2 separate regions of the Homo sapiens genome follow, and region 1 is linked to region 2. A link is a loop called in an ENCODE intact Hi-C map of the cell type or tissue named here. Cell type or tissue: ascending aorta. All regions are shown on one strand. Each heading gives the region's core, and the rest is flanking DNA. Links, peaks and the distances in the headings are about the cores only. Region 1 overlaps LOC124902934 (a long non-coding RNA gene). Region 2 overlaps KRT7 (keratin 7).

Region 1 (2,903 bases), core at 148-2,647, 210 kb after region 2:
TAGCCCTGGTCTTCTGTCTCCATAGCCCTGGTCTTCTGACTCCCAGGCCAGTGCTCTTTCTACCCAGCCTCTTGTTCCTTCATATCTAATTCCTCTCCTTTCTACAGGCACTGCTTCACAGCCCCTATTGCAGATAGGAAAGGTGAGGAGAGAAAAGGTGAACAACGTGCATGGCCCAGGGAGTCGGAGCAGAGGGGAGACAGGCCACCATGGCCAGTGACGCCCCACATTGTGGGAGGTTCCTAGAGGACAAGCTCCTACACAGAAAGCTGGCTCCTAGTCTGATGGGGAGGCAGGACACAAGAATAGGTATGGAAACATTGCCAGGACATCCAAGAAGTGGCCTCCAAGAAGCCTTGAGCTGGCATTGGGGTAGAATCTAGAGGACTAGTCTCAAGAGGCCTCCCTGGAGGAAGAGAATGTAGGGCCCAGTGTGAAAGAAGAGACAGGACCAGGCAGGGTATAGAGAAAAGGCACTCCATGGAGGAGAGAGGCTGCCCCCAAACCTTAGGTATGCGGCAGGGCAGGGCTGAGATCCTGAGGGTGGGAAGTAGTGGGCCAAGGTAAGCCACAGGACCCAGGACCATAAGCCAGACTCTCAGTGGCCCTCCCCAGGTGCCCTTCCATCTCACAGCATCTGAAACTCCACCCCACCTAGGAGACACCCTTCCACTCCACCTCCATCCTGGCCCTCGGGGGCGGGGGTAAAAGGATGTCAAGGGGGTTCCCTAGGGCATTTGGGCAGAGAAGGGGCTCCCCTGCTCAGGCCCTGGCCCTGAATAAGGAGAGGGGCTGTGGAAGGGATTCCCTTCATGGTTTCCTTCCTCTTCTTGAGGATCAAGAACTACCTGGCCGGGGTCCCCCGACCTCTCCCCAGGCTTAAGAGCAATTTAAGGGCCGAAAAAATAGAGACACAAAGACGGGTCTTCCTGGGGCTGTCTCAGGGCTCAGGGGCTGTCCAGAGACACCGCCCAGATGGGGTTACACTCTCCAGATTGCATAAGGATGAGGAGACCCCACTTGGTGTTTTCGAAGCACTTCCACGTTTGCTCTACTTAGTTGCCATGGAAGGCGTCAGGGCCCCAAGAGAAAGTGGCCAAGGTCTCCAGACCGGAAATGGCAGAGCTGGAATTAATGCGAGATTTCCCCTAAATCCAGGCCAGGGCTCTTAAAAATCCTCTGCAATTTTATTTGTTAAATTACAAAATCAAACATGCTCGTGGTAAACAAATGTGAGCGTTTCAGGCCTGCGTGATTTACGAAGTGAGAGGCCCGTAATCGCACTCCCAGAGGAGCGAGGATTTGGTCATCCTCCGACGACGGCTTCCAGATTTTTCTCCGCGTCGCCAGAGATGGGATCTGGCCCGGCGGGTCCTCCCTGAGGGGCCCGCGACCGGAACGCCGGGCCGGAAGGAACAGGGCCGAGCCCCAGCTGCGCTCCCGGGGGCGGCCGGGCTGGGCGGGGTGGGGCCGGGGAAGCCGCTACGTCACTAGCCAGTCCGGAGGGAGCCGCAGCAGGTCCAGCCAGGATTCCATTACCTCACCCGGCGGCGCAGAGCTGCGGCTCGGTCAACACCCCTGCACACCATTGGCTACGGTGCCGCCCCTCCGACCAATAGCACGGGCGCATGCAAATGAACCATTGAGCCGAAGCTTCCTTCGGGTCTGCTGCAGGCGAATAGACGTCATTGGGAGGATGGGGGAAATGAGTTAAGAGGGGTCCCGAAATCTGTAGAGTGCTGGTTTGGGGGCTCGCCATCCCAAATCTGTTCCAGCCTGTCCTGAGGAAAATGGAGTGTAATTAAGGGTGAGCACCCTTAATTCTTGAGCTGTCTTTCCAGATACACCTCGCTGCTTGGAGATTCAGTGAACCTAAGAAAAGGTGCAAAAACTATTTAGGTCAACTTGGAGAGCAGGGGAAGGAAGAAATAAGAAATAAAGAGGTACCGAAAGCTGGAACATACTTCGGAGAAACACCTAGGCCAGCCCTCTCACTGGAAACACAGCACAGCACAGAACAAAACAGACACAGCTCCTGTCCCCGGGCTGACAGCCAAGTAGGAGAGATGAATGTTCAACAATCTTGCACATAAGCAGTAAGTGCCATGGTGTTAGCCAGCGTTCTCCAGAGAAACAGAACCAATAGGATGGATATACAGAGATATAGAAAAAGATTTATTATGAGGCATTAGCTCCCATGATTATGGACGCTGAGAAGTACCCAGGATCTGCCCTCCGCAAGCTGGAGTAGTTCCAGTCCGCGTCTGAAGGTGCAAGAATCAGAGCATGGATGTCTGAAGCAGGGAAAATATGGTGTCCCACCTCAAAGAAGAGCAAATTTGCCCTTCCTCTGCCTTTTTATTCTATTCAGGTCCTTAACAGATTAAATTATGCCTGCCCATAGCGGTGAGGGCGGTCTTCTTTACTCAGTCTACTGATTCAAATACTAATCTCTTCCAGAAACAGCCTCACAAATACACCTAGAAATAACATTTTACCAGCTATTTGAGCATCCCTTAGCCCAGTCAAGTTGACACTTAAAATTAACCATCACGGTGGCTCAAGCCTGTAATCCCAGCACTTTGGGAGGCCGAGGCGGGCGGATCACTTGAGGCCGGGAGTTCCAGACCTGCCTGACCAACATGGTGAAACCCCGTCTCTACTAAAAATACAAAATTAGCTGGGCGTGGTGGCGGGCACCTGTAATCCCAGCTACTCCGGAGGCTGAGGTAGGAGAATTGCTTGAACCCAGGAGACGGAAATTGCAGTGAGCCGAAGGTTGCAGTGAGCTGAGATTGCGTCACTGCGCTCCAGCCTGGGCAACAGAGCGAGACTCCGTCTCAAAAAAAAAAAAAAAAAAATTAACCATCACAACCATAAAGAGAAAATGAAATGGAGGATGT
Region 2 (2,903 bases), core at 87-2,586:
TTAAGGTGGCTTCATTGGCACCACCTACTCCCCCAAGTACCAGAGAATCCTAAGGGTTAAACACATAGGTTTGGATATCCAACGCCTATGTTCCAGTTCTGGCTCTGCCACTTACTAGCTGTGTGACCATGGATGAATCAACCCTGCTAAGCCAAAGTCCCCTCTTTTCTAAGAGAACATCAGGAGATTTTGAGGATGAAATGAGATAATATACAAGATGTCCGTGGCACAATGTCTAGCACACAGCAAGTGCTTAATAAATGCTATTGTGATCATTTTTAATGAATGCTATTATGATTTTCAAACCCCCAGTCCCCCAGCCCCAGCCCCCAGCTGCAGGAGCTCGAAGACCATGGGATCTTAATTGAGTCTCCAGATGTCAGGCAGCTGACAAAGACCAGAAACCACCTATAAAATAGGAACCAGTTGAGAGCAGGCGCAGAATAGGAGGGCCTGGAGCAGAGAGACCCTCCTAGATGCCCCCAGATGCCATGAGATGCATGACTCACAGTCCCCGGGTTTGGTCAGGGATGCTCTGGTTCCAGACCTGTGCCTGCCTGGAGCAGCTGCCACTTTCTCCCTGGCCTTAGAGTGCCCTCTGCTTTAGGCTCAGCCCCCACTGCCAGGAGCCTGAATAGTCCCAGGCCTCATCTTGTTTAGCTCAGAAAACCACCATCCCTGTCCCCTGGGCAAGGACTTCTCTCCCTTCTTACCGGCCATTCTCTATCCTCAGATCCTCTTCCCTCAGTGGAGGCAGTCTGCCTCTCTGCCAGAGACAGCATTCCCCAGGAGGCCCTCTGACACTCTGCCCCTCGGCCACAGCTCGGTGCCCTGCCCTGTCACACTGGTGCCCCCAGAGCCAACGCCATCCCCGCTGCCTCTGGAGACCCCTTGTAGCTCCCCATGACGCCCCTCAGTGGTGGTAGACACCTGGCTATAGGCCTGGATCCGCCCTGTTGTGTGAGAGGAGAACCGGATGTAGTAGAGGCTGCAGGGTTTGGGAAACCACCATTTGTTATTCTGTGCTTCCCCTCCTGGCCTGGAAGCTGGCCCACTTCATGGGGTGACTCACGGCCCTGCCTCTGTGCCCCAAGGCAGCCTCCGCCCTCCTGTAAACAGGCCCACAGGGCTCCAAGGGGAGGACATTTGTGGGTAAATCACCCTCACATCCCCCCACCACCCACAGCTCATCTGGAAATCAGCTTTCCGAAGCTTCCACATGTGTGCCCTCCCCCTCTCTCCACTGCAGACACCTGCACAGGCTGAGCTGCCCTGGCCACACACTACTCAGCCAGGGCTGGGGGCCCTTCCCCCATCAACACCTCCAACCCCAGCTTCCAGCAAAGCTCATCCTCCCAGGCAGTCTCTCATCTGAGACCCGTGCCCCTGCCATGTGCCAGGTGCTGGAAGAGAGGAGCAGTGAACCAGACAGACAGGGTCCCTGCTCTCCAGGCATCTGTTATATTCCAGTGGAGGTAGGGACCATCAATCACTTAATGAATAAGACAGAACATTTCAGAGAGTGACAGGGGCTTCAAAGAACTTCAGACAGGCTGCCGATAGAGGGGCTGGTGTTTGAGAGTGCCGTCTCTGAGAAGGGGTCTTTTCCTAAACCCCAGGGAGGAGAAAACAACAACCATGGACAGAGCTGGGAGAACCACATTCCAGGGGGAGGCAACGCCAAGTGCAAAGGCCCTGAAGCATGACCATTCTTGGCAAATGCAAGATGCAGGAAGCAGGTTAGCATGGCCAGAGCAGAGTGAGGGGAATCGTGGAAAGTGAGGTTGGAGTGGGTGGGAAAGGGCCATGTGAGTCATTATAAGGTCTTCTGCTGTCCTCTGTCCCTGCAATGAATGATGAGCTCCCAGGGACAGCGCCCTGCAGCCAGAACCAGGTGCAAGCAGAGTGCTCAGTATCAATGTGGAACCAGTGGTGGCTTTCTTCTGGCCAGCCAGCCTGAGTCTCCCTCCACAGGCTCTGTGCACATCCAGGACCTTTCTCCCATCAGCCCATGCCAGGACCTGGCCAAGAACATTCTGTGCTGGAGATCTCACAAGGGGGTCTGAGACAGTGGCACCAGCTTTGGCCGGGAGATGGGAACCTCCTGCTCCACATCCTGAGTTTGGCCTCAGCTGGCCACCCCTGCATGCCCCAAGTAGCAGGGGAAGCCAGGAGGACTTGTCCCACCTGGTTCTTGATGTTGTCGATCTCAGCCTGCAGCCTCTGGATGGCCCGGTTCATCTCTGAAATCTCATTCCGGGTATTCCGGAGGTCGTCCCCATGCTTCCCAGCCTGGGCCTGGAGGGTCTCAAACTGGAGGGGCCATACAGAGAGTTATGGCAGAGAGATGGGCAGTGAGTACAGGTAACTCATCCCTCTCCCCACCCAAGGCCCCTCCCAACTTATATTTTCAGGGAAGGACAGTCTGACTCCCATCAACCTTTGCCCGATGCCAGGAGACCAGACAGCAGTGTGAGGAAGGGATTCATTCTCCTCCAAGCCAGGCAGGGAGGACAGACAAGGCTCCGCAGTCCCATCCCCATGGACCCCAGGGCTCTTCCACTCCCACCATGCCCTTCTGCTGGAGAATCACTGAGAGTTTGAGATTCGCACCCATTCAACACCCAGAACACCCATTTCACAGGTGAGGAGAGTGAGTCTTGGAGAAGAGAAAGCACCACCCAGGGATCACACAGCCAATCAGTGATGGAACGAGGGCCTGAACCCAGGTCTTCTTGTTGGCATACTTGTGTTCTCACCCAGGCACCATGAATGACTCTCTATCTCTGCAGGGGCAGACCTCTCAATCCTTGCCTCGGGATCCCTTCTTCAGGAACACTGGTTCACCCCAGCACCCACTCCTGCTCCCTCAGCCCCTGCACCATCAACTGTCCTGCCACCAT

What was found. Peaks named below come from ENCODE experiments on the same cell type or tissue, not always from the same donor. Only the 100,000 strongest peaks of a DNase experiment are listed, where the experiment ranks them.
Region 1: a loop joins it to region 2, with 2.3 times the contacts of the local background. A loop is called at or near these places in 2 of 110 quality-filtered maps.

Annotation. Positions count from the first base shown.
Region 1 is chr12:52,031,737-52,034,639 of GRCh38, reverse strand. LOC124902934 (a long non-coding RNA gene) reads right to left here. Exons shown (of 2, transcript XR_007063311.1): 2 at 1,167-1,872. It also overlaps a transcript of NR4A1 not described here. Among named protein-coding and RNA genes, the nearest start is that of NR4A1, 18 kb to the left of the region's middle. RefSeq lists a silencer at 1,314-1,643. In ascending aorta, for the core only: no CTCF peak of the experiment used is centred there; DNase peaks (open chromatin) are centred at 1,539 and 2,049; H3K4me3 peaks cover 1,709 bases; H3K27ac peaks cover 2,401 bases.
Region 2 is chr12:52,242,422-52,245,324 of GRCh38, reverse strand. KRT7 (keratin 7) reads right to left here. Exons shown (of 9, transcript NM_005556.4): 6 at 2,188-2,313. KRT7-AS (KRT7 antisense RNA 1) reads left to right here. Exons shown (of 2, transcript NR_146274.1): 2 at 1-282. Among named protein-coding and RNA genes, the nearest start is that of KRT7-AS, 3.6 kb to the left of the region's middle. RefSeq lists enhancers at 486-635, 686-1,115, 1,509-2,484. In ascending aorta, for the core only: no CTCF peak of the experiment used is centred there; a DNase peak (open chromatin) is centred at 1,054; H3K4me3 peaks cover 327 bases; H3K27ac peaks cover 2,500 bases.